Linked DNA regions of Mus musculus: all the other regions are linked to region 2. A link is a loop called in an ENCODE intact Hi-C map of the cell type or tissue named here. Cell type or tissue: left cerebral cortex. All regions are shown on one strand. Links, peaks and the distances in the headings refer to the core of each region. The heading gives the core; the rest is flanking DNA. Region 1 overlaps Mtss1 (MTSS I-BAR domain containing 1). Region 2 overlaps Gm36617 (a long non-coding RNA gene). Region 3 overlaps Mtss1 (MTSS I-BAR domain containing 1).

Region 1 (10,902 bases), core at 2,155-7,154, 240 kb before region 2:
TCCTGAAAACCTTGAGCTCCTTTGAGTGGTCCTGGCACATCATCATCTGCACATTCCCAGGATGGGTTTTCAAAGATGTAAACCTATTTACAGTGGCACGCAAAAACATGCAAAACCAAGTCACTCAGCACTGTGCTCTTCAAAGGCCCTTGCTGACCTAAGCAGACAGTGTTGTGAGGAGCAGTCCTGAGAGGCTGCACACAGCGGGCGCCTGGATCAGACAGCACTCCCAGGTGTGCAGGTGCTCTCCCCAGCACATACGGCCGTCTGCCGCAGCATACTTACTGAGAAGCCTTCCATTTGCTTGCCTTACTTTTCTTTCCTCGGTCTGTAAGTAACTGACCCTGACAAACGCATACTCCTGAGACAGCCACAAAAATCAAAGACAGTTAAGACCTACCAACTAATTTTGTTGTGGCCAGTGAATCTGAAGAAAGACAGCATGTTCAGAGTTTACATAAATAAGATGTTAATTCCAGAGTATAAACTAAGCACATAGAATTGTGCCTATTGCCAATAAACTCAAATTCCATCATTTCATGATACACATTATATATGTATATATTATATAAATAATATATACATGAGATTAATCAAGTTATATGATTTTATTTAGAAAATCAGTATCAAAATGGAGTCCAGATTTCAATATTGTAAACAAGGTAAGCATATTATGAAAATTGATTTTTATCCACATAGTAACTACTTGTGGAAGATTTTCATAAATTTTGTTAATAACTCATGCTAAAACACCTCATGAGAATGACAACAAACCTTTCAGAGCTCTTTCCTTTGAGAAATAACACAAAAATGTGAATATTCTGGAACCAGAAACCTAGTTAAAATTATCTTGGCATTCTGAATACTAGCCCAATAGAGATGTGCTTCTACAGTTAGTGTCCGCAAACGGTGCAGGTGTGTGAGATGCGTGCAGAGAGGCTCCAAGAGAAAGCAACGCAGGACAAGGAGACGTCAGGGCTCAGCTCAATGGAATGGCTGCACTACAGTTGAAAGTTCCAAGACAGGCAAGGCTACATACACAAAGAAGAGAAGAGAAGAGAAGAGAAGAGAGAAGAGAGAAGAGAGAAGAGAGAAGAGAGAAGAGAGAAGAGAGAAGAGAGAAGAGAGAAGAGAGAAGAGAGAAGAAGAGAAGAAGAGAAGAAGAGAAGAAGAGAAGAGAAGAGGAAAAGACAAAAAGCAACACTGACAGAGATGCATAGAAAGGAACTCTTCCCTGTGTATATAGAAACATAAATTAGTACAGTCACTTGGAGGACCACAGAGGTTCCTCAAATATTAAAAATAGAGCTAGCATATGATCTAGCAAGGCCCCCTGAGTAATATTTAAAGGGAAGGAAATTGCATGTGGAAGACACATCTGTAGCTATTTATAGCAGTACAGTTCTCAGCGGTCAAGAAACAGACACTGTCAGCCAAAGGGGGGAAATATGGTACAGATATTCAATGGCCCTGAACTCAGGGCTGGAGAGATGGCTCAGCAGTTAAGAGCACTGATTGCTCTTCCAGATGTCCCAAGTTCAATTCCCAGCAACCACATGGTGGCTCACAACCATCTGTAATGGGATCTGATGACCTTTTCTCGTATGTCTGAAGACAGCTACAGTGTACTCATATATATATAATAAATAAATAAATCTTAAAGGAGGGAGGGAGGGAGGGAGGGAGGGAGGGAGGGAGGGAGGAATTGGACATAGAATGGTGGTTACCGGGGGGCTGGGGAAGGAAGGCTGATGGGGAAAGGCGAATGGTACTAAGATAGTTAGACAGAGATGTGACACTCTGCTGTGCTACCTCATAGTATGGTGGCAGTAGATGGCATAGATTGTATCTCAAAAAACTAAAGAAGAGACAAAGGAGGAAGAGAAAGACATGGGTTGGGGGAGAAGAGGGTGGAGGGGAAGGGAGGGCAGAGGAAAACAGGAAGGGAGGGGGCAGTGGTAACTCTCTTTTACCAACTTCTAACTAGAGAGATGTTTAAACACTACATCTAAAGTCTCCGAGCAAAAGAGCCAGCCTGGGAGATACTCTTTCAGCACAGTAAACGGCTCTGAGCCCCCTTAAGCTCACACGTGAACAGCCTTCTACACACTCATCCTGTCCGTGGTGACACACAGACCACTAAGATAGGTCACTCGTCTGGAGAGCCAGCACTGCCGCCCAACCATGAGGAGCTGAGTTTGGATCCCAGCAACCATACAAGCCGGAGTGTGGTGGCAGGCACCTCTAAGGCTAGAACTGGGACACAGGCAAAGACAGGCGGACCCTAGAGTCACCAGCCAGAAAGACAGGCTGAAATGATGAGATCAGTGTGGGAGGAAGACACCTGCTATCGACCTCTGACCTTCATATGAGGCACAGCCACAGGCATACCGGTATACATAAATATGGACATACGTACTAAGCACATAACAAAATTAAGATGAGAGCAACACACACACACACACACCAGACATTCATAGATGTACAAGCATTGCCCGCACCACAGCCTGTAATGGCAAATACCTAGGGAAGATACAAATCCAGCCACAGAATAATAATTAGAACTCGCTCTATCCAGGCACTGGAAGTCCATTTGTCTACTAGACACAGCGAGGCGCATCTACAGGCGACGGCGAGGAACGGTATCGGTACCGTAGTGTGGAGCAGAAGCCAAGGGGCTTCAACGTTTCCCAGGAGTGGCCATCTGAGGAGGCGTATGCAGAATCACATACACACTGAGGGTGACAAAAATGATTACCAAGGACATTAAACCTAATCTCTAAGAGGGGCAAGGCTAAATGCAGTTTTTAGATTTTTTTTTTTTTTGTAAAGAGTACAATTTTTTTTTTTTACTAAATTAAATTGTTGGAATAAGGAGTACTTCCAAGTTTCTCATACCATCACCATGGAAACAGCTCATATCAGCCATATATTCTTTAAGGCATACAGGTTCCCACATCCAATAAAAGAAAGCAACCACACTTTGGATTCTAAACTGTACTGCAAAAACAACCTGAAACCAAATGTCTTAAAGATACATCACACAGGAGTCTGTTCACAGTGACACACAGGCCGACAGCAGCAGACATCCCCACCTCCCCAGCCCCCAAGCCTGGCTCTGACCCATTACCTCCACTGAGAGCCTCTTCCTGCTTCTCTTCCAACAGTTGCCGTTTCCCCTCCCCTGGAAGCATGAGAATTTCCAGGCCCTCCAATCCCCTCCCCGCCCCCCCAAGAGGGACTCTGGGAGCAGCCTCTTCAAAACCACAGGTTCTTCCCACAGGAAATTATAGACAATCGGGGTCACCCTTCCTGCTGCCCCTTCAGGACCCACCCAGTAATTTAACAGGAAAGTCTAAAAACATGCTCTGAATTCTAGATCCTTGAGAATGTAATCCCACGCTGGGCAGGAGGCTCACAGTGGTCATCCCAGCACCCAGGAGGCAGAAGCAGGAAGACCGGAAGTTCAAGGCCATCCTCAGATGCCTTCAAAGGCACTCAGTCTTGGCTACTTAAGACTGTCTCAAAAAAGAGAAGGCTCAGCAGGTAATTTCGGCTGCTGCCAAAGATGGGACCCACTCGTTAGAAACAAGAGAACCAACTCCTGCAAGCTGGCTTCTGGCCTCCACACACACCACGGCACTTGCACAAAGTAGATAACGCATGTATGACTGACAGTTCCAGACACGGCTGAGGGGGGAAGGAGAGACACCACACGGATGGACAGTCAGTCACATTTTCACAACAGCAAACATCGGTTTGCATGTTAAGCTCCTTTAGAATCCAGGTTCCCCAAGGTTCTACAACAGGTACATCTAAGCTAAGTCATTTTAAAGGCATTTCAAAATTACATGGGTTAGTTAGTACCTTCACCACACAGACAAACCAGGTTAAGGAAGTCTGATGCTTGACGTCACGGTCGTATTTCCATGGGAATGTTTTTGGGATGCGGTTGGCGTCTCAGAAAGGAGGAGAAATGGTACTTCCCCTGGGAAAATGTCCCTGATTCCCTGGCACCAGGTTAATTGCTCACTTTCCGATATTCCCCTGGTGCTGTGAGCTTCGGCTATTACCTTACCACACATACTATTTCTGCACAGGCACTCTTTATTTACACATCTCAGTCTCCCTACTCAACGGTGTGCCTTTTGGGGACAAGGGGGAGGCATATTGGCTCTTGTGGTCCCGTGACAGTCCTGCAACAAAAGGAGCTGGAGTCTCAATCTATAAATATTTAATTAAGTGCCCACCGCCGGTTGTGATGAACCACTGGAGGTATGGGAAGGAGCCTCAGCTTTGCACTAAACACCCAAAGTTAGAGCAGGTTCACAGCTATGCAGGTAACGAGGGAGCCCAGCATGACCAGACAAGGAGCAGGCAGACAGAGTGGTTGTATGGGACTGAGAGGAAGGTGGGCCTACACTATCCACTTTCTTCTGGCACCTCTCACATGTCACGAATATTCCTGGGATTCTCTGAAACCATGAAATCTTTTCAAAAGATTTCACCTTCTGGTCACTGCTTTCATAAGCATATTTTAAATATCAGTTAGGCTCTGGACACTCTGTCTAGTGGGGTATCATCAGGACTCTGTCTCTTGTTCACAGGGTCTGCAGCCTAAGACTGGGGACAGAGAGACAGTTACGGCCCTCGAGATACTGGGCCTATCATAAAAGGATTCCTTGTTTGTGGAGAACCCAGGACAGTAGCCACATCATCATCTCCAGGACTTCCCGTTCCAGGAGGTACCATGGGAGAGCCTAAGGCAACCTGCTGGAGGAGTCACAGCAAGACAAAGGTGCAGCTCGAGGCTCTATACTAAGCGTATCCCTCGAGTTACACCCACAGCAAGCCGCCTCATGAAGGAACAGTGGCTCCCTTCCTTTCTTGTCTAGTCTTCACACACACTTCACTATCTGGGGAACTAGTTACAACTTCTAATGTGTGCAACCCCACGGAGTTAAAAATATATGAAAACTGTGAGTCAGCCAGGCTCTGATAACTCGAGCCGTATCTTCTCGGGAAGCCGCCCGGGGGAGAGAGAGAGCCCACGTGCTGGATCCAGTCAGTGCTGGAAGGCAGCCTCCCATCTGCTCACCACGTGTGTTGGTGGCCATGTCAGCCACTTTCTGAAAGGCGTCCAAGAAGGCAGCTGCTGCTACTACTGTTGTCCTGAAATGCAAACAGATAACAAAAGCGTGAGGAATGTCTCCCTGGCAAATTCATCTCAGCTCTTGGGCTAAAGCCTCCGATCCGCAGCAAGCAGAACCCTCCAGGGACGAGAGCTAGCAGGAGATAGCGTTCTCTCCCTAGCACTCAACCCCAAAGGAGGCCTGGCTGTGGAAGCTACCAAGTGAAACTTTAAGCAAAGAAATAAAAGGGAGGGGTTTCTACCCCAAAGAAGAAAGTATCATTAAAGTATAGACAGCACAGGTGACATCTGCTTGAGAGTAGGAAAGTAATTTATGTGCACGTGAACTGGCAGGGAACCAAATCTTGGAGAGCAGAAAGATCAACATTTCACTGCCAAAAAAAAAAAAAAAAAGGAAAACTGAGGCCACAAGTCAAAAGACATTTTAGAGATCACTGGTTCATACCAGAGTGACTGATGACCTGCCACTGTGACTCAAGGCCCAGCTCAACCCACTGCAGACACAGGGTGCTAGCTAGGTACAGCCTTGCTCCCTAAATCTTCAACCATACAAGACTAAAACCCTGGGTTCTGCTTTGTTCAGGCACAGGATGCTCTTTCAGAGGCATCTTCTCAAGTCCTAAAAGCAACACTGGGGAGAACTAAGGCTAGCTCCTGCCTTGGCAATCTCCTTAATCCTTACCCATGCCCGTAAGCACAACCAGATGGACGCACTAGGCACTCGATGACCTACAACATCACGAACTGAGGAATGACCAGGATCCCAACCATGACAAACCAACAAAAGTCCCCTACCAGGCAAGGACTTCAAACCAAATTCGAAGACTGATATAGTCTTCAAGTGTTTATTACATGTCTCCAGTCTCTACTGAACCTTCCTCCTATGAAGGTAAAGTCACTACAAGAAGAAGCCTCGAGACTAGAGTTCGGAATATAGAAAAAGAAATGGTCTGTCTTAAACACAGCAACAGTGTCTGTGGAACAAGAGGTTTCTAGGAGGTCCTTTAAGCCAAATTTCAAAATCAGGTCTGAGAGTTTCTAACAGATCAAGAATATATTCTGCTTAATTTTAAACAAAAGTTCCTCCCTCTCCCCTCTCTCTTCCTCCCTCCCCCTTCCTGCCTGCCTCCCTCCCTCCCTCCCTCCCTCTCTCTCTCACTCACTCACTCACTCACACACACACACACACACACACACATGCACACATGCACACATTTCATGCATATTTTTAAAGTGTTGACATCAACTGCAAACATTGAAAAAGTTACCTCTATCAAACATCCTGAGACTTATAAATAGCTCATTCTGACTTATGATGAATACCTGACAAGCTGGCTTGATTTATTTACTCTCATTCAATTCAATGCCAATCAACCCTATTTTATGGGCCAGCCGTGGACAAGCCTTGCCCATTACAGTCACTGGAGTAGACTTCTACAGCCAATTAAGACACTGGTCAATTTTGAGGACTTAGGAGCTCTTCATGACTGTCACACTGCACTTTCTGGCAGCACAAAGGACATCTTGGCCCTTTACTTGAGCTCACAGCAAATAGGGAACCACCAAGAGCTAGTGAGATGATTCAGCTTAAACACTCCAAGATAGACAGATGTGCTGCGTCTGCGGTGGTAACCGCAGCCTTTCTCCAGGACACAAAATTAAACCCTCACTTGATAAAATGATAAAGAAATGTGCCCTGATCTCAGAAGACCTAGATGGAGGGAGGGGAAGCAGGTACTTCAAAGTCTACCTTGACTTTTACTTTCTATGTTCAAGACCGGCAGTGAGCTCAGCAATTCAGGTCCCACTACTCTCGCCAGCTAAAGGCCAGGAGAATAATCTTTCTCCAGGCCCACACTGAAAGCCCATCACACAATCAGAGGCTGGACAAGAAAAGGAAGCAGAAAGGTAAATGCTTTAGTTCAGGGGGAGACCTCCTTCCTACCAGAGGGATGTTAACCTACGTGCAATAGGCACAGCGGATGAGAAATGGCCAGCAGACCAGGGTAGCCCCATGACAGAAGGCTGGTGAGCCCTTCAGAAGAAGACCCAAACATAACCCAATGAGCTCAGAAATCAAGGAGACTGTCAAGGACCCGGTAACTGGAGAAGGTACATAGCCAGGCCAATATCTACTTGGGGGTCATATAAAAGGCTGCAAATACCACCCCTCCATAGCTAAAGCTAAAGGAACCCCATGCGTTCTTGCCCAGTTCTTCTTGCTACATTCGAGGAGCCATGTACCCCTTATGCTGGGCCACGTACCTCTAGGCAAGAGCTCTGAGCAGCAACCTCTGGTCCGCCCTGGCACGGGCTTAGAAACGACAAGTCACCCTCCCTTGTCTGTCTGTCACCCAGGTGGCTCTTTTTCCAAGAACACCCCTACTCCCCGCTCCACTGCTCTGCCCTCTCATCCAACTCAACACCAGCCAGTCACTCCCCCAAATTTCGCCATCGAGGATTATCCAGATAGTCGTTCTCGGGTGTCCCATGCTTCCCGGGTTAGCCACCAAGCGCAGCCGTATCTCTTCCCACACTGACTTCATAAAGGGTGGGGCTGCAGCATGTGATCATCTGGTCCATCGGAGCATGCGGTAATGGAACAGGCTCACTAGGCCATACGGGCTTCTTAGAGACAACCGGCAGCACCCCTTGTTTGAGCAGCTTCTCCGGGTATAACCTTGAGCCGTAAAACATACTTCTAAGTGTCTAAGCACCTATCTCTGTGGTGTCTAGTAAACCTAGGATTGCGCGGCCCAGCCTACCACTGCCGAGACCCACTCCATGTAAATGGAACCGTATATCAGTCTACACTGGAGCTCTAAACTCTCTATGTGGAAAGACAATACAGGTAGATGAGAACAAACTTGGATTCTGGAACCGGACCTCTCATGTTTACATCGGTTTCTGTCACTAATGGCTTCTCTATGAACGGGCTGTTATCTGTGCCTCTGCTTCCTGACCAGGAAAATGCCTGTACTTAACCTTGTAGGGCTGATATGCCTGGCACCCAGTGGGCGCCATACAAACATTGCCCATTACTACTCTATGGAATCAACTCTAAGAATTCCTACGGTGGGAGGCAGAGCAGACTTGAGTCTGGGTTCACACGGGACTGGGGTGTGAAGGTGGGACGGGAGACTATGAATTGATACGGCTCTAGGTGCCTGCTTCGCGCTTCTCTGTCTGTGACACTTCTAAATTTAAGCCAGACGTGTGTGCCGATCCACCTCCCTCTGTCTTGCCTAAGGATGTCGCCTTCTCCTGTAGAATACACGCGTCTACTCACCGCAGCTGGGACTGTAGCTTTCCGGCTTTGTTTATGAAGTCTTCCCAAACTGGATAGCTCCCCTAGGACAGAACAAAAGCCAGCAATCAGTCACAGTGTGATGAGCCAAGCACCCAATTCCAACCATGCAAGGAACAATCTGCAGATGTGATCCTCCTCTGTAGGGTTCTGTGATATACACACTAGAGACAGGCAATAGCCCTGGAACCGTTTCAGATGTGCCTGTCCCTATAATCTTGCAAATAAACACAGACACCAACAGGAACCTAGCTCCACAAAGCCAAACACCTACACCTTGGAGTCAGCATTTTGTATGAACATGATGGGTCCAAATTTTAAAAATATAGAACATGCCCGGCAGTGGTGGTACACGCCTTTTATCCTAGCACTTGAGAGACAGGCACAGGCAGATCTATCTCTGTGAGTTTGAAACCAGTCTCATCTTCAGATTTCAAACCAGCCAGGGCTAAACAGAGAAATCCTGTCTTGGGGGAAACAAAACAAAACAAAACCAACCAAATCCCAGGATATACAAGGCTCTCTCCTTGGTCACTGGTGCATACAACATGGCTCCATCTACTCTCCTAACTTTGTCACACAGAGCACAAGGAGGGAGCCAGATGACTGAAACCCCTCCTTAGGACAGGTGGCTATCGAGAAGTAGTATCAGCCTATCAGAATCCCAAGGCTCGAAAATAACCTAAATATAGCCACCCAGCTGATGTTTAACCCCGGCATCTTTGTACACTGTGACAACAGGTGGTTTCCCAGCACACTCCAGCAAGGGACACATCCCAAGCCTGGGCCACCTAAGGCAAGCCGTCTGTCCCTGGTGTTCACAGGGCTCTAGGTCTAGCCTTCCAGAAGCGCTCAGAATCAGCACGGATAATCTTTCCTCTGTACTGAACCCTGAAGTCCAATCGTGCGTCTCCAAGGGACCCCACCGCATAGTCACTCCTTATCCTAGAGCACAGCGGGTCTCCTCCTGCTGAGTATAGCACTGACACACAGATGGGTAGGTTCTGATCTGAGCAGGGCAAGCCAGTGTGAAGCCTGCCACCTCCCTCTCAGCACACATTACATATTTACTGAGACGAGTCAGCGTCCACCAAGATGTGACTCTAAACACACCCAGTAGAGGTAAAACATGGGTGGGGATATGCTATTTGTCACTAAACCATTCATTCATAACGTGTGTGTGTGTGTGTGTGTGTGTGTGTGTGTGTGTGTGTGTGTGTCATAGTCCCAGAAGAAGATACAAATGGTAGGCATCTTGACAAGGTAAAAATAGTATTATACCACCTCTTGTTTTTGTAGCTAAGAGGAGAACGGGGCAGGGGGAGCATTAGATTAACCATTATATCTTTCGTCACAGATGTCAAGTCCCAACTGTCTAAAAGTGCAGTCGAGCGCATCTGTGTCATCACCTCCTCATGGCCACCGTGGACCAGTTCCTCCTAACCTCACTGCTGCCTCTCTGCCTCGGCACTGTCAGCGCTCTGGCTGTGTGGATCTCTGCTGTGGTGCTGCCTTGTGCCTCACAGGATAGCAAGCAGCCAGCATCTCTGGCCTCTACCTACCACCGAGATGCCAGAGGTCACCAAGTCCTTGTTATGACCAATGAAATTATCTCTAGACACTGCCAGATATCCTGCGGAGGCCAAATCATCCCTGGTTAAGCACCACTGTCTTAAGACACACCTGAAAACCTACTTCTCTGGTAAAAGAAAAGAGTCTGGCTGCTTGTTCCAAGTTACTTCTTCAGTCAGTTCTTCCCAATACTTAAAAGGAAAAGATTTTTATTTTGAAACGTATATGCATAAGAGATAACACCTTGTTAAAAATTACCTGTGTATATATTTCTCTAGCCATCCATTCTGTCTGAAATGTGCATAGGGGTTACATGGAAAGCTGTCTTATTCTTAAAATGGGTTGCTTCTGCAAGCTAAGATTTGGACCAATATATTGCTTTTTTTTCTTTGTACTTTCCTCTACAGAATGTTGTTTTGTTGTGTTTTTATAAGGGTCATGTATCACTTTAATGAAAACAATAAAGTCATTACATTAAAAAAATTTAAGACCAAATTAGAGGTTCTGGAAACGGTTACGCCATGAATTTCCGAGGAGGCCTAGCCTTGCAGTCTGGTTTGCATATGCTGCTAGCTCCCGCCCAACCGTTCTGCAATGGTGCATCTGGGACGCGCTTGGTCTCTTCTCTGCCATTTGCTCCCACGGAAAGCTGAGCTGCACCAGGGCTCTTGGTAGAGGCCCTTTGGCAGCTACATCTGAGTCATGACAACCAGCATCTAGACACTGCTCTTGACCCATAGCTCTTCTGCTGTGTTTGAGCCCTGGGGGTTATCCTCAACCCAACCACAGAACTCAGTATAATAAATGACCTCGTCATGGTAGCACACAATTATAATCTCAGCGCCTGGAGTTAAAGACCAGCCTTGGTTAC
Region 2 (10,902 bases), core at 2,384-7,383:
GAGTTCTCCACAGCAAAACCCACTGTGAGCCTTCGTTGACTTTGGCCAGCTGTCTACCTGTACCTGGGAAACAACTTTAACCTGCTCTCATATCCGTCTGACCTCTTGGTTTTTAATGCTGGAAGCTGATGAATGACTGGGAAAGAGTCATCCCTCCCTTTCTGCCCACCAATGCATGAACAGTTTTGAAATCCCCTCACCCCCATTACATTCTGGCAGATGCTCTTGGGTCCCTTGGTACCTCTGCAAGGCCAGCTACAGATTGAGTGCCTTGGGGCTAGGGAGATGGCTCAGTCCATAATGTGCTTTCCGTGAGAGTAATGAGGACCTGGCTTTGCACCCCCAGTCCCCATGTGAAAAGCTGGGCCGGGTAGCATGTATCTGTGATCCTAGCACTGGGGAGGTAGAGACTGGAGAGTCACTACCCAGTTAGCCTTGCTGAACTGGTGAGCTCCAGGGCCAGGGGAAGGCCTGTCTCAAGTTTGGGCAGTGGACGGGGGTGGGCCCCTGTGCTGGTCTAAATGAGAAATGACCCTGTTGTCTTCCACATTTGAATAAATGATACCCAATTAATGGTGCCGTTTGGGAGGTTTAGGAAGTGTGGCCCTGTCAGAGGAAGTATGTCATGGATGGTGGCTTTGGGAGTTTAAAGACTCAAACCATTTAAGAGTTTGCTCTCTCTGCTTCCTTATGGCTCTTCAAGATGTGAGCTTCCTGCTCCTGCCACCAGGCCTGCCTGCTGCTGTGACTCCCAGTCAGGATGCATTCTTATTCTTCTGGAACTGTAAGCGCAAGTAAACATTTCTATTAGTGGTCTTGGTTCTGATGTTTGATCTCAGCACTAGAAAAGTAACACAACACTTGGCATTGACCTTTGGCCTTCATGGAAGGACACACGCACACATACACACACGCAAAAGAGAAGGTGGGAACTTATGATGGGTGTCACTTTATTGTACTTGTAAAAACAAACTGGTGACAAGCCTTTCGGGCCTGGACTCTACACACTGATGCAGTGGCTGTGTCGCCTAGGACACTGATAAACTTTGGGGTTCAAGCAAACATCTCTGAACTCCAGAAATCCCATCACCTTGTGATACATACCAGAAGGGACCTATGTTCGTTGTTGAAATGAAGGCATCATGAGGTTGGAGTTATTGTTTTCAGCAGAAACCAGTAAAATCTGACCTGGGGTCATGATGCTGAAGAAGACTGACCAATTATGGCAAATAAAATTTTCTGTGTGGCCACGCTTGTTTGAGCAAACTACTTCTGTAGTGTGTGTGTTTGAAAAAGCCTAAGGGGAACAGGCGAGCTCACTGTGTTTCACCTGAGCATTTCCTGAGCACTAAGGGGCCGATGCCACAGCGGTTATTATTTGTCACACTGTAAGACTTACAAAGGAGCTCACTGGGAGTGCATATGACATGCAGAACAATGACTACTAAGTCACAAACTGCTCCTAGAACCTTCATGATGCCGCTTTTCAAAGCCAGACCTGGGATTTCTGTCACAAGGAGAGGACATCCAGTGAATGGCTTCAAACAGCTTTGATGTCCTCTCAGATGAAACTGATTTCTTCTTTCTCCATGAAGAGAGAAGAAACTGCATACATGCACTCAGCACAGAGCCTCCGGAGAGGCAGTTTTGGATTCCGTGAATACAGTAATACCTAGGAAGCAAAGACCCAGGCAGGGAATAGGGTGCTTGCCTGGCATATGTGATGTTCTGAGTTCAGTCTTCCACATCTAAAGGTGAGGAGGGGCAGAACACTCCTTCATGGAGCTGACATTCTAGGGAAAATGGAACAACGGGCTAGGGAGGTGGGTCAGTGAGTCAGGTGCTGGCCATGCGATCATGAGGCCTGAGTTCAGATCCATAGAGACAGTGGGAAAACAGGGCATGGCCTTGTGTTTTTAGGCCTGTGACCCTGACACGGGTGAGTGTCTTAGTCAGGGTTTGTATTCCTGCACAAAACATCATGACCAAGAAGCACTTGGGGAGGAAAGGGTTTATTCAGCTTACACTTCCACATTGCTGTTCATCACCAAAGGAAGTCAGGACTGGAACTCAAGCAGGAGCTGATGGAGAGGCCATGGAGGGATGTTCCTTACTGGTTTGTTTCCCCTGGCTTGCTCAGCCTGCTCTTATAGAACCAAGACTACCAGCCCAGAGATGCCACCACCCACAATGGGCCCTCCCACCCTTGATCGCTAATTGAGAAAATGCCTTACAGCTGGGTCTCATAGAGGCCTTTCCTCAAGTGCTGGGCTGTGGGTGTAGGGGAAAGGGGGGAAGGGAGAGAGCCCGAGTCCGGCCTGAGTTCCTGTGTTCTGGACAGGCAGACACGGGAGGACTGCTGGACGCTTTCCACTTGGCCCTGGGTGGGCATCTGACTGTGTGAAGCCACTGACCCCACATGGCAGGGGGTGGACAAGGGGCAGCCCCCGTACCAGGTTCTCAGTCTCTGGCATCCCATCCTGGATATGGCAGAGGAGCTAAGAACAGAATAGGGGTCCTGGGGATACAGAAAGAGAGCAGAGGGAGAGAGGTTTCCACGCAGGTTAGAGTCCTTAGTCTGGTCCATGGCTGGAGCACAGGAAGGCCTTCTGACAGGAGATTAGGCACGACTCGTTAGGAGAAAGCCTATCCCATCGTCCAAGCACAGCGGGCCTTGATGAGCAGAGACAGTCTATGGTTTTAGAGCTTTATTGTAGAAAGGCAGGGGGAAAGAGAGAAGGTAGAAAGAGGGAGAGACCGGCCATGGCCAAGAGGAGAGAAGGGGGAAAAGGAGAGAGAGAGAAGAAAGGCTAGAGAGTACAAAAGAGAGAGGAAGAGAGTGAGGAGGGGCTAAATAGCCCCTCTTATAGTGGGCTGTTATCTTGCTGTTGCTAGGTAACTGGGAGGAGTCTAGACTGAAGGTCAGAAGCTTGGGACGTTGTGTACATGACTGAAAGCCATGAGCCTCTCCTGTGGGGGCTGTGGGGACAGTAACTTTGACAGGAGCCAGGGTCCAGGAGACATGAGGGAACACCTACTGTCCCATGTAGGTGGGAATTACCATCCATCATGTTCTACCGGGGTTCCACCTCCCAACTCGACTGGAGACCAAGCTGTCTGTGCATAGCCCATTGCCCCACACACTCAAGGGAGGCTCCTTTCTCTGTGATAATTCCAACTTGTGTCAAGTTGGTATTACAAGACCAGCCAGTAAAGTGATTGGAGGCAAACAGCCAGCTCATCTTGCCAATCCAACAGAGAGAATGAGTGACCCAGGAAAACACGCTGGGCTCTAGATACTGACTTGTGATCTTCACACAGGTTCATATTCACAGCAAGTATATCCTCACACATATGCATAGCACACATGTACTCAGACAGACAGACAGACACACACACACAACTAATCTAAGATGCAATGTCAGATAGTAGGTGGCTGGAGTGTAATTTTTAGGCAAGATAGTAATGAAAGGAAAATGGAGCCAACGGTTCCTCCCTCTCAGAGTTATGTTTAAAAATGTAAAGTTCTTCACCTTCAGCCAAAGCCTTGTCCACCCCAGACCCACTTCCTGCACTATCTCCCCTAGGAAGAACCCTTTGACTGAGCTCCAAGCCCTCAACATGCCGGAGGACTTCAGGCAATATGTTTTCCAAGGATGCCATTAGTATCTTGTAGCCAAATCTGACTTTTGAACAGCAGAAACTAAATATCACCCAAATCTGTCCCTTTGTGGTCACCTCTCTGTGATAAGTTAGGCATGGTATATCTCAGGTGAAGTGAGGCCAAATGCGAACTTTATAAACACATGGAAACTTGAATGGGCCTCAGAGCCTTGCTGTTGATAAGCCTGGACTATGTCTCATAAAGACTGTTGGAATAGGGTGGGTATCCTTTTCTTAAGACTCGTCCAGATTGCACAGTGAGGAACCCTGGCCAGACTCTAGGCACCATTGGTGCTGGTCATTTCTGAAACATGCAAAAGCAACTATATTGCACTTCTGAGGGGTATTCCTATTTCTGTTCCTTTCTTAGTTTTCTAGTGCTACTGTGACAAAACGCCACAGGAGGGGGCCAGGTTAGTGGTGCATGCCTTTATTTTTTTTTCTTTCCAATTTTTTTATTAGGTATTTACTTCATTTATGTTTCAAATGCTATCCCGAAAAAATAGTCTTGCTCCTCCCACATCCTCCACCATAACCTGGGTGTGAAGTGAGGTTAACCTGGGTGTGACATGAGGTTGGGGCTGACCAAGGCAAATGGACTCCTAGGAGGTGAGGTCAATTTTGTGAGTGGTTGATTATAAGGGGAAAGGACACTCTCAGTGCCCACCTCTCCCAGGTCTGTGTATAAAGACCTGACTTTGTGTAGAGACCTGTATGGTACCAAGAGTTAGAATTTTCCTGCACATCATCAGGACTGTCCAGTCTTGGTCTTTTGACATCTGGCAGGAGATTGGCATGTAGTGGATGGGTGCTAGGTTGAGAACATTTGAGACTAATAAATTTATTAGAAAATTTAACCTTCTCCTCTGCCCTCTAAACCTCTCTCTCCCCTCCCTCCCTCCTTCTCTCCTTTCGCCCCTCTCATTCTTGCACACGTTTTTTCTCTCCCAATACATATAATACACACTTCACATAATTACATAATTGTAGTTATATAATGTGACTCACATTAGAGAGTATCTGTGGCCATAATCCTCTATTACTTCCAGGTTTGTCTGAGTTACATAGCATTTACACAATATTGCTTTTGTTTTTTTCTAGTGTTTGTAGACCATGAGATTAAGCAGTCAGCTTGCTCTGCAACACTGCTTTCATTTTGTTGCCATCTTACAAACAGCTGCCTCTGGAGCCACCTGCTGACACAGTGTAGAATCCTTTGCAGCTAAGATCACTAAGCAAAGCGGCTCTCCAAGCAAACAGGAGAGAAGCTCAAGATTAGACTCTGCTCCATGGACTTCCCACAGCCAAGCAGTTAAATCATCCTGAAAATCTCACTGGTCATGTGAATACTCGGATCCAGTAAATGGGGTAGCCATGTGAGGTCCTCTAAAACTCAGGGACCTTTGATTGAAACTACTGTTGACGTGGTTTTGAGCAAGGAATAAATACTGATCATGGCTTGCCACCATCTATATCTGCCATATCTTATACCCAACATGTAAATGCTGGTATTTATTCCACATGCAACAAATAAGGAATATAGATTCGGAATCTGTCTCAATTCTCCCATAACAGAATACTAGCAATACATCAAATTTGCCATAGTCCACTTTGCCCACTTAGTGATTTGTTTCAAGAACTTTCCACCTGGGGACAGAACTTTTTCACATGAATGTCTGAAGAGTTTTCTGTAGAAGCTGAATTGCTATAGCAAAGGGGGAAAAAAGTTGGGATTTTGGTAAGAAAATGTGTTTTGTTCCTTCCCGCACTGTGGGCCCCCCCCCCCCGCCCCGCCCAAGGTCTGGCCAAAACTGCATGTGGTTGTGCTTTTCAAATCTCTGTTTATCTGAGGATAGAAATTGTCCCAGAGTTTCAGCATTATTTGCAGAACAATAGAGAATAGAGAATAATTCTCTGTTCGTGCTTTTTTATTAAATTGTTCTCCTAGTTGTATTCCAGACACTAGTTTAAACCCCTTGTCTGTGTTTTGTTTCTAAGCCAGCTAGTGGTTTGCTCTTTAACCTTATTCATACTCTGGCTATTTTTCCTATGCTAGAAAACAATTTTTTTATTTGTAGTGCTTTAGTCCCTTTAGAAAGCTCTGACTCAATATATATTTCCTTCCTTCCTTCCTTCCTCTTTCTTTCTTTCTTTCTTTCTTTCTTTCTTTCTTTCTTTCTTTCTTCCTTTCTTCCTCTCTAAGACAGTATCTTGGTGACCTTGATGACTTCAAACTCATAATCCTCCTGCCTCTACCTCCTGAATATTTGGATGGCAGACCTGCCTTATCTGGCATCAATGGGAGAGGAGGCTCTTGGTCGTATGGAGGCTCGATGCCCCAGTGTAGGATTGAAGGTGTCATGCAAAGGATTTGAGGTTTGGCATTATGAAGCAAGCCTATGAGAGGCTATTGGTGAAGCCCAGTTGCAGCAGAAGACCCTAGCATAGTGGAGATGCCAGTATAATGGGATGATCACTAAGAACAGCAGCAGTAGTGGAGTGGATCAACCTGAGCTTAGAGTGCTACAGAGGGCAGAGCTGGAGAAGTGAAGCAAGCCCTTTGGAGGAGCTCAGAAGATCATGTGTGGATCCCAAACACTGAAACAAGAAGCTGTAACATTGAAGTTACATTGAAGATGCCAGAGTCGTGGGCTATCTGCTGAGGAAAGCTGCTAACGGAGTGGAACCAGCCTGGGAGAAAGAAGTTGGTTGCAGTCAACAAAAATGGAAAAAAAGAGTTGGAGATCTGAAGACCGCTTTGACATCAGACGTGGAGATGCAGAGTTTGGAGTTGCCCAGCTGGTTTCCTATCTTTTGCTTTGGGGATTAAGTGATTGGATGAATCTCAGACAGGACCTTGAACTTTGGGCTTTTAACAGTTGAGACTGCTATAGACTATAGGGGCTTTGTAAGTTAGAATCAATGTATTTTTATTATGCTATGTTTAGGTATGAGCCCCAAAGACTCATGTTTGAACAAGCCAGGGAGTGGAATGTGATGGTTTGTATATGCTCTGCCCAGGGACTTTCACCATTAGAAGGTGTGACCCTGTTGGAATAGGTGTGTCACTGTGGGCATGGGCTTTAAGACCCTCATCCTAGCTGCCTGGAAACCAGTATTCTGCTAGCAGCTGTCAGGTGAAGATGTAGAACTCTCAGCTCCTACTGCACCATGCCTGTCCGGATGCTGCCATGTTTCTGCCTTGATGATAGTGGACTGAACCTCTGAACCTGTAAGCCAGCCCCAATTAAATGTTATCCTTACAAGAGTTGCATTGGGGGCTAGTGAGATGGCTCAGTGGTTAAGAGCACCGACTGCTCTTCCAGAGCTCCTGAGTTCAAATCCCAGCAACCACATGGTGGCTCACAACCATCTGTAACGAGATCTGATTCCTTCTTCTGGGGTGTCTGAAGACAGCTTCAGTGTACTTACATATTATAAATAAATAAATCTTTAAAAAAAAAAAAGGAGTTGCATTGGTCATGGTGTTTGTTCTCAGCAGTAAAACCTTAACTAAGACACCTATGAACCACAACAACCAGTGTGGCAAGATTACCATAGGAGTACAGTAGTGGCCTACATGACCTTGGTATAATCTCAAAAAACTGTTTTAAAATGTACAAAGTAACAATGTAACAGCTCTCTAATTGGACTTTAGACTCACTCAGCAGAAGGGAAATCACACCAGGTACTGGAAACCTAGCCAACTACCCAAAGTAGTGACGTCATGGATCTTGGAGGAACACCTACAGTTGCTACTGTACTGACACATTCTGTGAATTAGGTTTGCTGCAGACCTTTTTTGGTCCCTGTCTGCAGAGGATGAGTCTCTGGTTGCAGGTAGACAAGGAGTTGGCAAATGAATGACAAACAGAAGCAACACAAGAGATTGTGTATAATATGAATGTAAAAGTCGAGCATCAAACTTTTTATACAGAAGAGTAACAAGAAACCAGGCAAACACATCCTCTCTAAGTTACAGTGACACAATACAAAAGAAATGTATATATCAAAAGATGGCAGGGACCAGGCCTTGTTTACCACTAAGAAGGGAGCCAGGTATAATGCTAGTCTATTGTTAAATCCACCACCAGGGGTTCTTAGTAAATGCCTGATTATGCTGTTTCTTTGGGCCTAGTGAAGAAACCTGTCTCTGGATTCCCTAACTCTTTCATGGTAAACTCACCTATTCACTAGGCCATTGCGAATTCCCTTGTCTGGGTAAGACTGGCTATTGTCCCAAGTAAACACTCTGCAAACCGGCCCTGATCTATTTTGGCTCTGTTCTTTGTAATGCCTAATTAGTTTCACTGTCTCTATTAGAAGTAAATTTGAATGTTACTGAATAGGTAACCTTCTTACTGAATTCCAAGTTTGTCGCTTCAAGGGTTTTCTGGAATGTTGGAACACTGGGGAAGGCTTAGCTATGTCAGAATTTAATCTTTAAAGGCACTTATAATAAAATACTAAAAGAGAGCACGTGTAAAAAGAGAGCACGTGGATCCATACACCAGACTAACGCAGGGCTAAGGTATGAGTATATGGGTTATAAGAATGCCTGGTTCCAGGAGGTTGAGTTTCCTTGAAACTCCTTGCCTTGTGAGAGCTTCCAGGCCTCTTGGCCTACCAAGCAGACTTCACTGGAGTGTGCGTAGCATAGGTTTAAAACTTGTATTGTGTTAATTGGATTCCTAAAATTGCAGGAGAATCCTTATGAAAGATGCTGAGGGTCCTTGACCCCCAGTTGGTTCTGATTGGTAAATAAAGTGGCCAGCAGCCAATGGTTGGTCAGGGAGACAGAGGTGGGACTTTAGGATTTGTGGACAAAGGGACAGAGAGAAGAAAAAAGAATTGTGGCTGGGCAGTAGTGGCACGAGCCTTTAATCCCAGCACTCGGGAGGCAGAGGCAGGTGGATTTCTGAGTTTGAGGCCAGCCTGGTCTACACAGTGAGCTCCAGGACAGCCAGGGCTATACAGAGAAACCCTGTCTCGAAAACACCCCCCCCAAAAATGTACAAAGTGGTTTTGCTCTTTTCTAAGAATTTGAGTAATTATCACCTTTATCTATTAAAAGATTATCATGGCAGCCAGGCGTGGTGGTGCACGCCTTTAATCCCAGCACTCAGGAGGCAGAGGCAGGCGGATTTCTGAGTCAAGACCAGCCTGGTCTACAGAGTTCCAGGACAACCAGGACTACACGGAAAAACCCTGTCTCAAAAAACAAAAAACAAACAAAAAAAAGATTATCATCTTCAAAAGAAACTCCATATAGTCTATAATGTTTGAATGATTTAAAAAAAAAAAAGGCATGAAATAGGGATTGGGAATATGGCTTAGTTGGTAGAGTGCTAGCTTAGCACACATGAATTCCTGGACTCACTCCCTAGTACTACATAAAACTGGGCACAGTAGTACATAACTATAATCCCAGTACTCAGGAGACAGAGGCAAGAAGATCAGAAGTTCTAGGTCATTCTCCACTCTAAGACCAGACTGGGCTATCTGGGACTTTGTTTCAAAGTAAAATAAAAAAATATGTAATCCCCAGGATATATTTGTGAATATTTGTATTCATTTTCTCGCTCATAGTTTGTGGTGATTTAAATAAAAATGATCCTATAGACTCATAGTTGAATGTTCAATCACCGGGGAGTGGCACTTTTTGGGAAGGGTTTTTTGAGGTGTGGCCTCATTGGAGGGAGTATGCCAGTGTCCGTGGCAGGCAGAGCCTCTCTCTTTCTCCACTTTCAGATGAGGATGTATCTCTCACTCACTCCTCCAGGACCACAGCTGTTTCCCACCATGCTTCCTACCATGATGATAGTGGGCTAACCTTCTGAAACCACAAGCAGGTCCCCAATTAAATTCTTTTATAAGTATGCCTTAGTTATGATGTTTCTTCACAGCTATAGAAAAGTGACTAAGACTTTGTTCTAACATTAAAAACCTTTCCAGAATCAAAAGGTACGCTGTCATGAACACTCCATGCCAGAAAATAGGTAGATACATCTGTGTCTTTCCATAAGCTCCAGTTTATTGAATAACAATAAATATATAAGCTATGTTGGTTTAGTTGACTGCAATTTGCTAAATAGTTAAGATTTCCCTTGGTAATTGGACATTGACCAAAAAAGAAAAGCATTCCAATCTTCCTCAGATGACAGTACACAGTAATTACATCTCTATACATGCATGTATGTATGTATGTATACATGCATATATGTAGGTTAAAGAAAGGCTACAAAGTGTTAAATTAATCACAACAGTTTAGAGGACTTAAGGAGGCCTTAATAGAGGTAGAAGTGGAGCTGGAACAGTGGCTAGGCAGTTACAAGTGCCAGCTGCTCTTTCAGAGGACTGGAGTTCAGGTCCCACACCCCCACTAACAGGCACACAACTGCCTGCAGCTCCTGCTCCGGAGAATCTGATGACTTCTTTTGGCCTCTGCAGGCACCTGTAAGCATGTGGACTGATACATAATTGATCATAAAATTCATCTTTTTAAAACAGAGACAGGGCTGGAGAGATGGCTCAGTGGATAAAAGCACTGACTGCTCTTCCAGAGGTCCTGAGTTCAATTCCCAGCAACCACCTGGTGGCTCACAACAATGGGATCTGATGCCCTCTTCTGCTGTGTTTGAAGAGAACTACAATGTACTCATACACATAAAGTAAATTAATAAATCTTAAAAAAAAAAAAGGAGACAGATGTATAGAGCTGATAAAAAGATGCAAAGAGAGTCTCTGGTGAGGTGTGGGAAGAAGAGAAGTAGTCCTATTGGCCTAAGGAGAATCACTGTGGAGCCAAGCCACCAGACCTTAGGGTCACAGGGTTGAGTTCAGGCCTCTGAGCTGAGCTGAGCTGAGCTGCAGAGGCAAGGTGCAGACCTTGCTCAGGGGGTGGGCTGCAATTCACGTAGGCGGAGTCAGCAGTAAGAATTGACCCTAGAGGAAGCCCTGGGACACTACAGAGTCCTCTGCCTGTCAATCAGGGTAAGTGGTGCACATATTGGGTGGCCAGATGACAGCTCAGTGGGGACCTTCATCATCACAACATTTGATATCTTCTTTATAGCATCCAGGAGAGGGGGTTGTACCTTAGATAAATTCTTGGGGCTGTTTTTTTCTGAGGGGGTTTAATATACCCAAGTCCTCACCTGGTCTGATCTATTCTGATAGGTTTATAAGGTAGTATAGGAATAGGCTATTTACCAAGATAAATACCACAGATATTACCCA
Region 3 (10,902 bases), core at 2,936-7,935, 340 kb before region 2:
CCGGAAAGCCGGACGGCAAGCTGGGCGCCTCGTACCTTGGGAGGGGATGGTATCCTCAGAGCAGCACGGGGTGGTGGTCTGGGTGCTGTAGCCGCTGGAGCACTGTAGTGAGTCCCGGCTGCTCCTCTGCACGTCCAGCTGGAGGCCCCGGGACAGGGCGAGTGTCAGTTCCTCACAGGCCGCCATCTCCTCACCAGGCTGCAGGATGGAGGACAGACACACCAGGGAATGTAAACTCAAGAGACCAGAGCCACCATACCCACAGCTTTAGGTGGGACCCCAGGTCAGTCCTGTGAGCATCATCAGTGTCTGTAGTGGCTACTTAGACCTGCATAGTTCTCATGCAGGAACTAGAGTTCTATGTCCCTTACTACTACACGAGGGTTCTCCTCCTGTCTTACACATTGTGGAGCTGGGTAAGAAGGATGGAGAGTCACCCCTCCAGCTGCTCAGGGTCCCTTGGTCCCCCATTTTGGCCTAACTGTGAATCTAAGCAGATACAGAGAACAGGTATATCACCCTGGTGGCAGCTGACACCGTCATGCTCCTTGGTCTCTGCGCCTCTTCAGCACCTGCAGGTGGCCCTCCTGTCGTAGTGGGTCCTCCCCCATTAGAGTCTGGCTCACGTTTCTCTTTGCGGCGCTGGAGGGTGTTCACCAGTGGCTGGTCATAGGGTCCTGGCTTTGCCCAGTCCTGAGTAGAACAATGTAGTGAAGAGCCATGGCCCCCAACCCAGATAGAAGGCTAAAGCCACCCGTTCACAGCTGCCCACACAAGGCAACTCTAGCAGGGGCTAGCCCCTAGCCTTCTGCCTGCCCACACTGAGTACTCCCCCCACCCCGCCCCCACCAGTACCTCCCATCTCCTCCTCCCTGCCCAAGATTAAAAACTCAACAACCAGGTAGGCAGAAGCCACCTGACAGCTGGTCACTATATACCAGAGCATCAGCCGGGAGAGAGAGGGGGAGAGAGAGAGAGAGCTTGCCATCTCAAGGAGCCAGGCCTGCCCTTCTGCTGGAAGGACCCACTCTCCTAGAGCAACTGGATGATTTGGCCAAGGCTAAGTGGCCACCAGGGGGCCCTAGCGCACCACCAGCCATTCTACAGGTGCACCTGCCACCCCGGGACAGGGAGGGCTCTAGGATCTGCAGAGGGTTTTGAGGACTCTGAGAGATGAAGTTATAAGCTGCTCAAAATACTGGCAGCCCCAGGGACTGACTTACCATCCTGGAGCCTCAACCACCCTGGTGGAAATCACTTAAAAGTTTGGTTTTTATATTGAAACAAACGTGTTTCAACATAAAACAATCAAATACGAAGTTCATATACTTCCAAGCAAGGGCATAATGATCCAATGCATACTCCAGGCTGAGGTTCTGCTACTGCAGCGGGACTGTCATCTGGGGACAAGTTGAGCATATGGCTAAGGAGGGAGAGCATAGGCTCTGATAAAACTGCGAGTGGCCCAGGAGGGAATGAAGCCAGCAGGCTCCACCCAAATGCAGAGCCTAGCAGTCCCTGATTTCCAGCCTCCAGGGCTAACTCTCTAAAGGAAGACTCGGGTTTCTGTTCCATGTGGAAAATATCTCTAGCTGGTTTTTGGTGCCCTCTGGGGTGGGGGTGGGGGGAGGGGCGGCTTCCTGAGGAAGAAGGATTGAGTGTGTAAGTAAGGGTAGAGTCGAGGGGAGGATGGTAGGTGGGGGGAGGATGGCAGAACCGAAGACAGGTGAGCACAGAAGCAATGAGGGAGGGAGGAAAGGAGGGAAAGAGGAGCGAAGGGAGGAGGGAGGGGAAGAGGGAGGGAGGGAGGGAGGGAGGGAGGGAGGGAGGGAGGGAGGGAGGGAGCTTGAAAGGGAGGGAGGAGGGAGCTGGAGAGGGAGGGAGGAGGGAGCTGGAGAGGGAGGGAGGAGGGAGCTGGAGAGGGAGGGAGGAGGGAGCTGGAGAGGGAGGGAGGAGGGAGCTGGAGAGGGAGGAGGGAGGAGGGAGGGGAGACACAAACCTTCCAGCTAGGGATCTGAGATGACGGGAACATGCCGGGCCCAATGGTGTAATAATGAGCGTAGTCAGGAAGGTGGACAGAGGTGACCCGAGGGAGCAGGCGGGAGGCAGGCAGGCAATGAGGGAAAGGGCCTGCACCCACGGGCCCTGCATGGGACTCACTTGATAAACTACAGTGAGAAAACCCATTAGACAACTGGAAACAAAAACAAAAAAGGGAGGAGAAAAGGAAAAAAATTAATATAACAGGATGAGTGTAGAGATCCAAGATGGCACTGACACCGAGGGCATGGGGAAACCTGAATATTTACAAACAAAATCAACACCGGCCCCTCTTCTGCCTGTGAACGATTCAGGAGGAGAGCCAGGGTGCAAAGAGCTATAGACTCAGTCAGGGGAACATCTGAACTGTGTTTTAGAACCGTTTAAGAATCCACCATTGTCCTGAATTTGCAACGTTGTGTTTTAATTTCTTTTTAAAACCAGCGAAGCCACCACACTAGGGAACTGACTCATCACGTTAAGCAAATCAGGGTATCTGGAGGTGTTCCAAACGGATCTGTTCATTCTAGGTTTCCCAATCGGCACACTGCTCGGGATGCAGACTCCGAATCAAGCTTAGGGATGGGGGGGGGGGCGGGTGGTCGTGCAAACTGAAAGGCGGGAAAGCATATGACCTAGGACACAGTGAGATGTCACATCCAACAGTCTTGTGGGATGTTTGAGAAGGAAGAAGGGAGAAGGGATGAACACAGACCCTGTTCTGGGGAGGAAGCCTTCACACCTCCAAGTCCCCCACGCCCCTTTCCTCTCCCTCACTGACCACCCTAGGCAGCTAGGGAGCCCTCCGCCTATCCAGGCCCTATCCCAGAGAGGGCTCAGCTTTTGGGGCAGATTCTGAGTTTCCTTTGGGTTCCTACAGCTGCAGCGGCTGTGTGTGCAGCAGGCAGGCAGGTCAGGAAGAACAGCCCACCATGGCTGCGACCCTGGCCAGTCACCTTCTCTGTGGACACCCAGGCGCCCATGGTAGAGCCTGAGCTGACTGAGGTGGGGGAGCTGCACTCGCTCACTGACTGGCAGGTTTCCGACGCTTCGGAGGAGGCCGAGCTGGACGAGTTCTGCAGCGGGGGAAGAGCCACACAGAAGGGGACCAACAAACCAAACCACAGGTCACCGGAAGTCATTATTAAAATAAAGGAGGATGGACGGGGTGGGAAGGGCACGTACAGAAAGGGAGACAGAGACAGACACAGAAGAGGGGGGAATGAGAGAAGCAGACAGTAAGTTACGGCTTCATTTTCACCGGCACAGGTTTTAAGAAAGCGATGTGAGACCCGGCCACGCTCCGGCCCTGCTGCGTGTGGAGCCTGCAGACATTAGCTGGCACTTGTCTGGTAGAGTGACGCCAGATCATCACACTGGGCCTCTCCGCAAGCTCTGTGCCCTTGGGCATACGACAATATACTACAAGGACCCGGGACGGGCCTCATAGATCCATAGGTATTGTACATTGCACAAAACTGTCCCTAGGCAAGCAGTGGCTGAATGGTAGCTCTAATTCCTAGCTTCTTATTGGGTCTAGCACAGCTTCTGTGGCACCTCCCATCTTAAGGAGAGAGTTGAGGTTCTCTGTCTAGACAGTGACTTGGGAGATTCTGAGCAGGGAAGCCTGGTTATGAGTCTATATTTTTCCACCACAGGATGAGGCATCTGGAGAGGACCAGATGTGGGGAACGGGTGCCAGTGCTGATGCCACTAAGCCCAGGTGCCTGACAGTCCCCTGCCCCGTGGCTGGCCTTCTGACACTCTGCTGTAGTAGGGACTCTGCCTTTATGGTCACTGGTATGCCGCCTCAACTCTGTGGCCTAGTGTGGTGGTTTTAATGAGAAGGGGTCCTGTGGGTTAATATATTGGAATACTTGGTCTACAGTTGGCAAAACAGCTTGTGAAGGATTAGGAAATATGCCCTTGCTACAGGGAATGTCACTGGGGACAGGCTCTGAGGTTTCAAAAGCCCACACCACTCCCCATTAGCCCTCTCTACTTCATGACACCAGGCTCCTTACTCCAAGTCCCTCACTGTTAGCTACAAACTCTAGCTTAACTCCATTTTGATTAAGTAAACCGGGTCCTTCAGCACTATGAGTGCCTGGATCAACCGTCAAGGACGCCAGATTCATGTTTCTATCCCTCTCCTATCTCAGAGGGGAGGTGGAGCCCTCTGGCTGGTACGATTTGGGAAATGTCTTACAAGTTCCTCTTTACTTGATTGCAAGCAGCTGTGCTGTCTGAAAAGGAATAATTCCCTTTTAAATTCTGCTGCATCCTTTGGCTTATAACTATCCTAAGGCTGGGGATGTAAGACAATGGTTGGTCACATGCCTGTGAGAGACTCTGGATTCCATACCCAGCACCAACAAAACATACAGAGAGCCTACTGGTGTGTATGCGCGTGTGCACCCCCCACCTCTGTGAGTGTGTGTGTGTGTGTGTGTGTGTGTGTGTGCGTGTGTGTTCCACACCTAGCTCCAACAAAACATACAAAGAGCTTATTAGAGGGGGGTTGGGGGAGGGGAGAGAGAGAGAGAGAGAGAGAGAGAGAGAGAGAGAGAGAGAGAGAGAGAGAACAGACCCTGGGTTCCACATCCAGTAACAAACAAACAAACAGAAAGCCTACTGCTGTGTGTGAAGCAGCCAGAGGTTAGTGTTAGTGTCCTTTTCTCCTGTCCCCCTGCTTCTTTGAGACAAGGTCTCTCACTAAACCCAGAAACCACTGATTGGCCTCATTAACTACCCAGCAAGGGGATCACCCGTCCGCAGCCTCCCAGTGTTCACTGAGGTGAGAGGCATGTGTCACTCCACCCTGGTAAGTGTTGAAAATCCAAACTTGGCTTGAGTGTCAGGCACTTCCCCTAGCCTACTCTTGGAAACTAGCCAGGTAAGTACAAGCTTTCAGACCTCAGAGACCGACCCCCCCCCCCAATTTACTATCTTTTGCTCCCCCAGACATCACTGGGGCATAAATTGTGCTTGGGCCACTAACAGCGGCATGAGAAGAGAGAAAGGCTTTGCAGTTTCAGCAAGGGTTATCAGGGTACGAGACTGTGTTAGTTCTCAATCCATCAGAAACAGAGAGAGCTAGACTGCACACTAGGTGACCTTTAAGGAGACAATAGTTCTGCCCTCCTTCTGACCACATTCGGATTGGTAGGAGCACAGCAGGCATGGCTTAGTGAGCACATTAGAGGGATGGAGGCCCTGGGTGCCAAGCCAAGGCACCCTGGCTGAGACAAACATACTGAAAGTAAATGCAGCTCGCTCAGGCCAAGCTCGCTCAGGCCAGAGTTTTTCTGTGGGAAATCGCATCTCTAAAGGGGGAAAATGAGGGGAAAGGCTCACATGGCTAAATAATGCTGAAGAGCTCTGAAATATGAGGTTCTGCACTTGCTAACCTTGGCTGAGCAACCAGGTTCTCTGGCTCAGCCTCCCCACACTCCTCTGCCTTCCAGCAGGTGGCGCTAGAGATGGGCCCCAATAGATGGTGGCACCAATCATGTCCTAGCATTGGGTACACTGTGCTAATTAATTAACAAGTGTGGAGCCAAAGCTGACAAACTGGCCCTAAGAAACAGGCACCCCAAGGGTTGTATACACCACCAACACACACAAGAGACCTGGTCTAGCTCGGTGAGTGTCATCCAAACTATGGTACATGGAGAGATTACACATCTTTCCTCCTCAAGGGGTCAAAGTGCCAACAGAGTTACCCACGGGGGCTCTAACAAGCCATTCTCACTGGAACTGAGGGTTTGGGTTATCACTGTTCACCAATAGAGTCTCTGTCCCTGGGGAAAAACCTGAGATGACATGAAGAGGAGGTGTCCCCATTGTGGAGCATAATGTCACACCAACTTAGGTACTACAAGGATGCAGGGGAGAGACGCAGTCTCTTTGAGGCTACCTACTTAGAAGTGATAGCTTACCCAACCAACACAGTATTTTTAACTACTGCTGATGCTGAGACAGGCTTCCAGCCCAACTTAGAGGATCTCTCCCTTTGGGGGGGGGTCTCTTTTAAATGACCCATCAGCAGTGGTCAGGGCTCCCTGGGTGCCTGCTGCTCTCTGGGTGAAGGGCGTCCTTACCTGGTTGGCAGCTTCAGGTGGCATGGGAGAGGGTGACTTGGACTGGAAGGCGTCCTGGGATATGAATCCTGAGTCGTGGGAGGACACGCTGGACAGCCTCACGGGGGCCTGCTGGGCCAGGTTAGAGCTGCGGTACCGGTAATGCGAGCTGGGCGAGTGCGAGTGGGAGCCACTGGACCGGGAGTCACTGCTGTTGACGCTGTTCAGGCTGCTGTTGGGAAAAGCACAAGGAAACGTCAGCTCCTTGCCCCGGAGAAGCATACAAACTCAGGACATGTTATCCAAGACCCAATCGGGCTGGTGAGCGAGAGGTTCTTTTAGGCAAACAGCAAGAGAGCTAGGTTTCGGGTCTCTGAGGCTACTACGTGGCAGTCTTAGCATGCAAGAGCCTATACTTTTTACCAAAAAAAAAAAAAAAAAAAAAAGCAATGAGGCCCAACTCTACTGTGCCACCTACCAACAAAACTGGGGAACAAACACTTGAGATATAAAGAAAGAAGTGGGGGCGAACTCTTCTGCCTGCAGCAAGAAACCGCTAAGTCCAAAGCAGGGACATGGTCTCACATCCTTGGGTAGACTACCTGGATCCAGATGACCAGAGGCCACACAGCTAAACAGCACTGGCAGGTACCCTATGCTTAAGATGGATCCCATCCTAAGTGGATTCCATCCACCAAAGTACATCGGCCAATCAACTCGGAGGGGGAGGGGATGGGGGGCGGCGGGGGTAGTGGTGGTGGTGGTGGACGGGACTGAGTGCAAGCGCTATGTATGGTGAGTTGACCACTGGCTCTACTCCTTCGTGGGCATTTCCCTGTTAAACCATGTGTGGCTGGGTGTAGCAGCATGGGCAGCTTTCGGTGAGGAGAGCCAGTCAGTGCTAAGCTGCTTACTTCTACGGTGAACCAATAAGCAGGAAGTAGGGTAATGGCTCTGACCCTGGAGGTGCTCTACCTGCAAGCAAGCAGAGCTAAAACGTGCAGGGCAGTTACAAAACCCCTTGGGGGGATGTAGCCTGGCAAGCCTGGGGAAGCCTCAGGGTTTGCAAACGTGTGTGGCTGTGGCTGGTCGATGCTAAGACGCCTTGCAGGGATCTGTCACACACAGGGATCTGTCACACACAGGGATCTGTCACACACAGGTGAGCACAGCAGGGGGAGCAAACAGCCGTGGGGGGATAAATGCTACGATTTTTAGCCAGAAGATGGCATTTGGGGACCGAAAGGCACTCCAGCCAGCTCCTGTCAGTGCAACTGAGTAAGGCCAGGAGGAGAAGGCAGCGTAGCTTGTTCTGCGCTAATGAGACGGGCCTTGCTGAGCCACTGAAACATAAAAAGGATTTTCCTCTGACTCAAGTAAACATACAGCCCATTAAAGGCGCCAAGAAAACAAGCAACATCTTCGGGAAAGAGGTGAGGACATAGCCTCTTGACTGGAACTGCCTGCCACCTATGTACCCGACAAGCTCTAGGGTGAAATGAAGCAGGCAGGATGCTGGGCCGCATCTCCCTAACAGCCGGAGCTGAGTCCCTGCTCCTTCCTCTCTAGGCTACTTCACAGCCATCTGGTTTCGCTACGTCAAGTCAAATGATTGGCGGCAGCGGTAGTATGGGACCGAGGCAGGGAGCCATATCAGGTGATGCTTGCAACTTTCAAGAACAGAATAAACCTTTGCCCTTCGCAGACCAAGAATAGCTGCCTCGTGAAACTACATAATGGTCCTGTAGGGCCCAGGACCCTAAATGCTTATTTCCACAAGGAATGGTGTGAGTAGGCATGAAGGATACAGCAAGGCCAAAGCCACCGTAGCTTCTGTCCCAGCTACAGTTAGATCAACTTCTTAAAAAGGAAAGAAACGGTCTACCTTGGGCTCGGAACACTAGTGGTGGGGAATGACGGACAGAGACAGACTTAAGAGTGAGTACATTCTTCGCCTCACTATTTCCTATTTCAAATTGGCCCCTTTGGACATACAGCCTGGCTCCTCGTTGCACTCACATAAATAGATCTCGGAAAGCATTAGGAGGCCCTGGGCTTCACTTACCTGCAGACACTTGACTTTCTGGACATAGTTGTACTGGGAGAAGAAGGAGGCGTCTGATAGGACCAACTATAGTCAGAACCTTTCAAGTCCAAAATCACCTGAAGGGACAGAGAGCACAGCTGTGTAAGGGACGGATGGGAGGGGCGTCATCCACAGAGAGGGGCAGAATTAACAGAGAAGATGCCCATTTCAACTAAAGGGCCACAGTACCTATCCCTTCGTGTCACAGTCCTTCAGAGACGAGCAAAAAGCTGGCGTTGACGGGGTGGGGGAGTTAGAGAGGAAAGCCATGGAATACCAGGAGAAAGAGATGATGACAGTGATGGACTAACAACTCCTAAAAGCTATTTTAAACACAGGCTAAAAATCAGTTTTCAGCCTGCAGCTCTGTAAAGACAATAATGGTTTGGGGGCTCGCTGGCTGCACCGTAACCACTTGATGTTCAGTAGACACTCGTGTCCTATTTGACCAGGCTAGAAGCACGAAAACCTCCCTAAGAGTGAGCCAAATCGTATCACAATCATTTCTGTGTGTCTCCCTGGTGACAAAGAGCCATTGAGTGTAAGGTCCACCTCTTGCTCTCTTTTACAGGCACCCCACTCAGGTCTACTTACTGAGTTAACACATATTCGAGTTTAATACAAAAATCTCATAGACAGAAAACCACAAAGCTTCCAAATTTAGCTTCTCAGCTGACTGTCCAAGCAGACAGTAAGAACTGTCTGCAAAAGGCTCAAACCGGCATGTGGCTGGTCAGCTGTCCCCCACTTGATACACTGTGATGGTTTGTAGATGCTCGGCCCAGGGAGTGGCACTATTAGGAGCATGGTCTTGGAGTAGGTGTGCCACTGGGGGCATGGGCTTTAAGACCCTTGTCCCAGCTGCCTGGAAGCTAGTCTTCTTCTAGAGGCCTTCAGATGAAGATGTAGAACTCTCTCAGCTCCTCCTGCACCATGCCTGCCTGGATGCTGCCATGCGCCCACCTTGATGATAGTGGACTGAACCTCTGAACCTGTAAGCCAGATCCAATTAAATGATGGCCTTGTAAGAGTTGCCTTGGTCACGGTGTTGTTCCCAGCACCCTAACTTAGACATAGAGTATCAATATCACACACACCCCAAAAGAGTAAAAGCATTTAGAAATACATCATCTTTTCCTCGGATGGGAGAGGTTCTCATGAATGACTTTATTCGCTCCAGAGAGGGTTGCCGGCCATGGCATCAGAGTGACATGGGGTCCTTTGATAGCTCTCGGCTCAGAGAGGATGAGCCCGGATCTGGTCATGGATCTCCTGACTGAAATCCTAGTGTCACTGCTTACTAGAGTGGTGGCCTTAGCTAAAGGCCCTCACCTCTCAGTACCTCAGCGTCTTTCCCTATAATAGTGAAAAGGAATGACAATGGTTCACAAAGGATGGAAATACAGCATAACCCAGGGGCTGGCCACAATAACCGCCACAGTGACGATGTGAACAACATAGTCACATCTGGGTGTAATTTCAGACACAATGGACGCCACACGGATGACCAGAGCCCTGAATTCTGTGTCTTTCTTAGACTGGTCCCTGACCACTCGGTCCACAGTTCTTACCTGTTCACTTGAGGAGGGCAGCTTGTGAGGGTCCATGGTCAGGCTCTTCAGATCCTCCGATATGGTCTGAAGGTGGGTAATCTCTCCTAACATGGAAATCTCTTCCTCCTAAAGGGAAGCAATTTGTGTATGTCATCATGTGGGTCCCCTCACTGTCTTGTTCCAACCACTTCTACCTGGGTTACTGCGTGACCTTTTCAACCTTTCATGAAAGGCATCTGAGATAGGGATCTAAGCTGAAGGTGACAAGTAGTTCCTTTTTGGAAAGAGAAAGGGAAAAAGGCTGTCATGGAGCGACCTGTGTGTTGGGGACGGTGGAGGGACACAGAGCACCCTAACAGTGCCTGGCACTTGCAGGCTTATTCAGTGCGATGGTCCACCTGGGGTCTTCCCAGGCATCCTTCCACGGGCTGAGGTAGCCCTGGAGGACCGACATGACTTGGGGATATTTGAGTCCAGATCTTTATGACAGAACACGTGTGCTCGATAGAGCTAACTGTCCCCCTTTCTTGCCCCCAGCCCCACCTTAAGAGCTGGCAAGCGGGATGGAAGCCAAGACTGCGAACATTTCAGTCGCCTTCCCAAGTGCCAGTGGGAACCAGAGGGCACAGGTACAGACAGAGGAACAACTCCAATCTGAGAATTCCGCTAGGGTGGAGAGAGCTGCCCCAGGAGCCTTCCTGCAGCGTCGAGAGTGGCTGCTGCAAACTCTGCTCGGGGTTTACTGGAAAACTATGTGGGAGCGGATCCCGAGATGCTTCCGAGGGCTTAAGACACAGATGTGCGGGGTCCCAGGCTTGGAGTCTGAGATACGGTGGGCCTCAGAATGTTCCTATCTAGTTGACAGGTGCTGGCGTCGCCCTGGAACTCTTACCTTAGGATTCTTTCGTTTGTTTGTTTTCTGAGGTAGGGGAAAAAAACAAGCCTCACTCTGTAGCTCTAGGTGGTCTAGAATTTACTGTGCAGCCGCGACTTGCCTAAAATTCACAGCGACCCTCTTGTATCAGCCTCCATGGTGCTGGGATTACAGGCTTGGGCCACCATGCCCAGATAGGGTACACCATAACTCAGTTATAAATAAATAAATAAATAAATAAATAAATAGGCAAGCCCAAATAGGATG

The links. Hi-C counts contacts between places; a loop is a spot of excess contacts. Peaks named below come from ENCODE experiments on the same cell type or tissue, not always from the same donor. Only the 100,000 strongest peaks of a DNase experiment are listed, where the experiment ranks them.
Region 1: it touches region 2 in a loop (2.4-fold over the local background); 4 of 42 quality-filtered maps call a loop at or near these places.
Region 3: it touches region 2 in a loop (6-fold over the local background); 29 of 42 quality-filtered maps call a loop at or near these places.

Annotation. Positions count from the first base shown.
Region 1 is chr15:59,049,920-59,060,821 of GRCm38, forward strand. It overlaps Mtss1 (MTSS I-BAR domain containing 1), which reads right to left. Exons shown (of 15, transcript NM_144800.2): 2 at 8,442-8,503; 3 at 5,099-5,172. Among named protein-coding and RNA genes, the nearest start is that of Mtss1, 27 kb to the right of the region's middle. In left cerebral cortex, for the core only: a CTCF peak has its summit at 5,022; a DNase peak (open chromatin) is centred at 5,054.
Region 2 is chr15:59,286,817-59,297,718 of GRCm38, forward strand. Gm36617 (a long non-coding RNA gene) reads left to right here. Exons shown (of 4, transcript XR_875370.3): 3 at 704-784; 4 at 4,765-5,135. Among named protein-coding and RNA genes, the nearest start is that of Sqle, 23 kb to the right of the region's middle. In left cerebral cortex, for the core only: a CTCF peak has its summit at 4,867 (motif pointing left); a DNase peak (open chromatin) is centred at 4,845; H3K27ac peaks cover 254 bases.
Region 3 is chr15:58,945,327-58,956,228 of GRCm38, forward strand. Mtss1 (MTSS I-BAR domain containing 1) reads right to left here. Exons shown (of 15, transcript NM_144800.2): 9 at 9,780-9,887; 10 at 8,188-8,285; 11 at 6,144-6,354; 12 at 2,000-2,194; 13 at 520-693; 14 at 36-198. Among named protein-coding and RNA genes, the nearest start is that of Ndufb9, 17 kb to the left of the region's middle. In left cerebral cortex, for the core only: a CTCF peak has its summit at 5,507 (motif pointing right); DNase peaks (open chromatin) are centred at 4,280 and 5,530.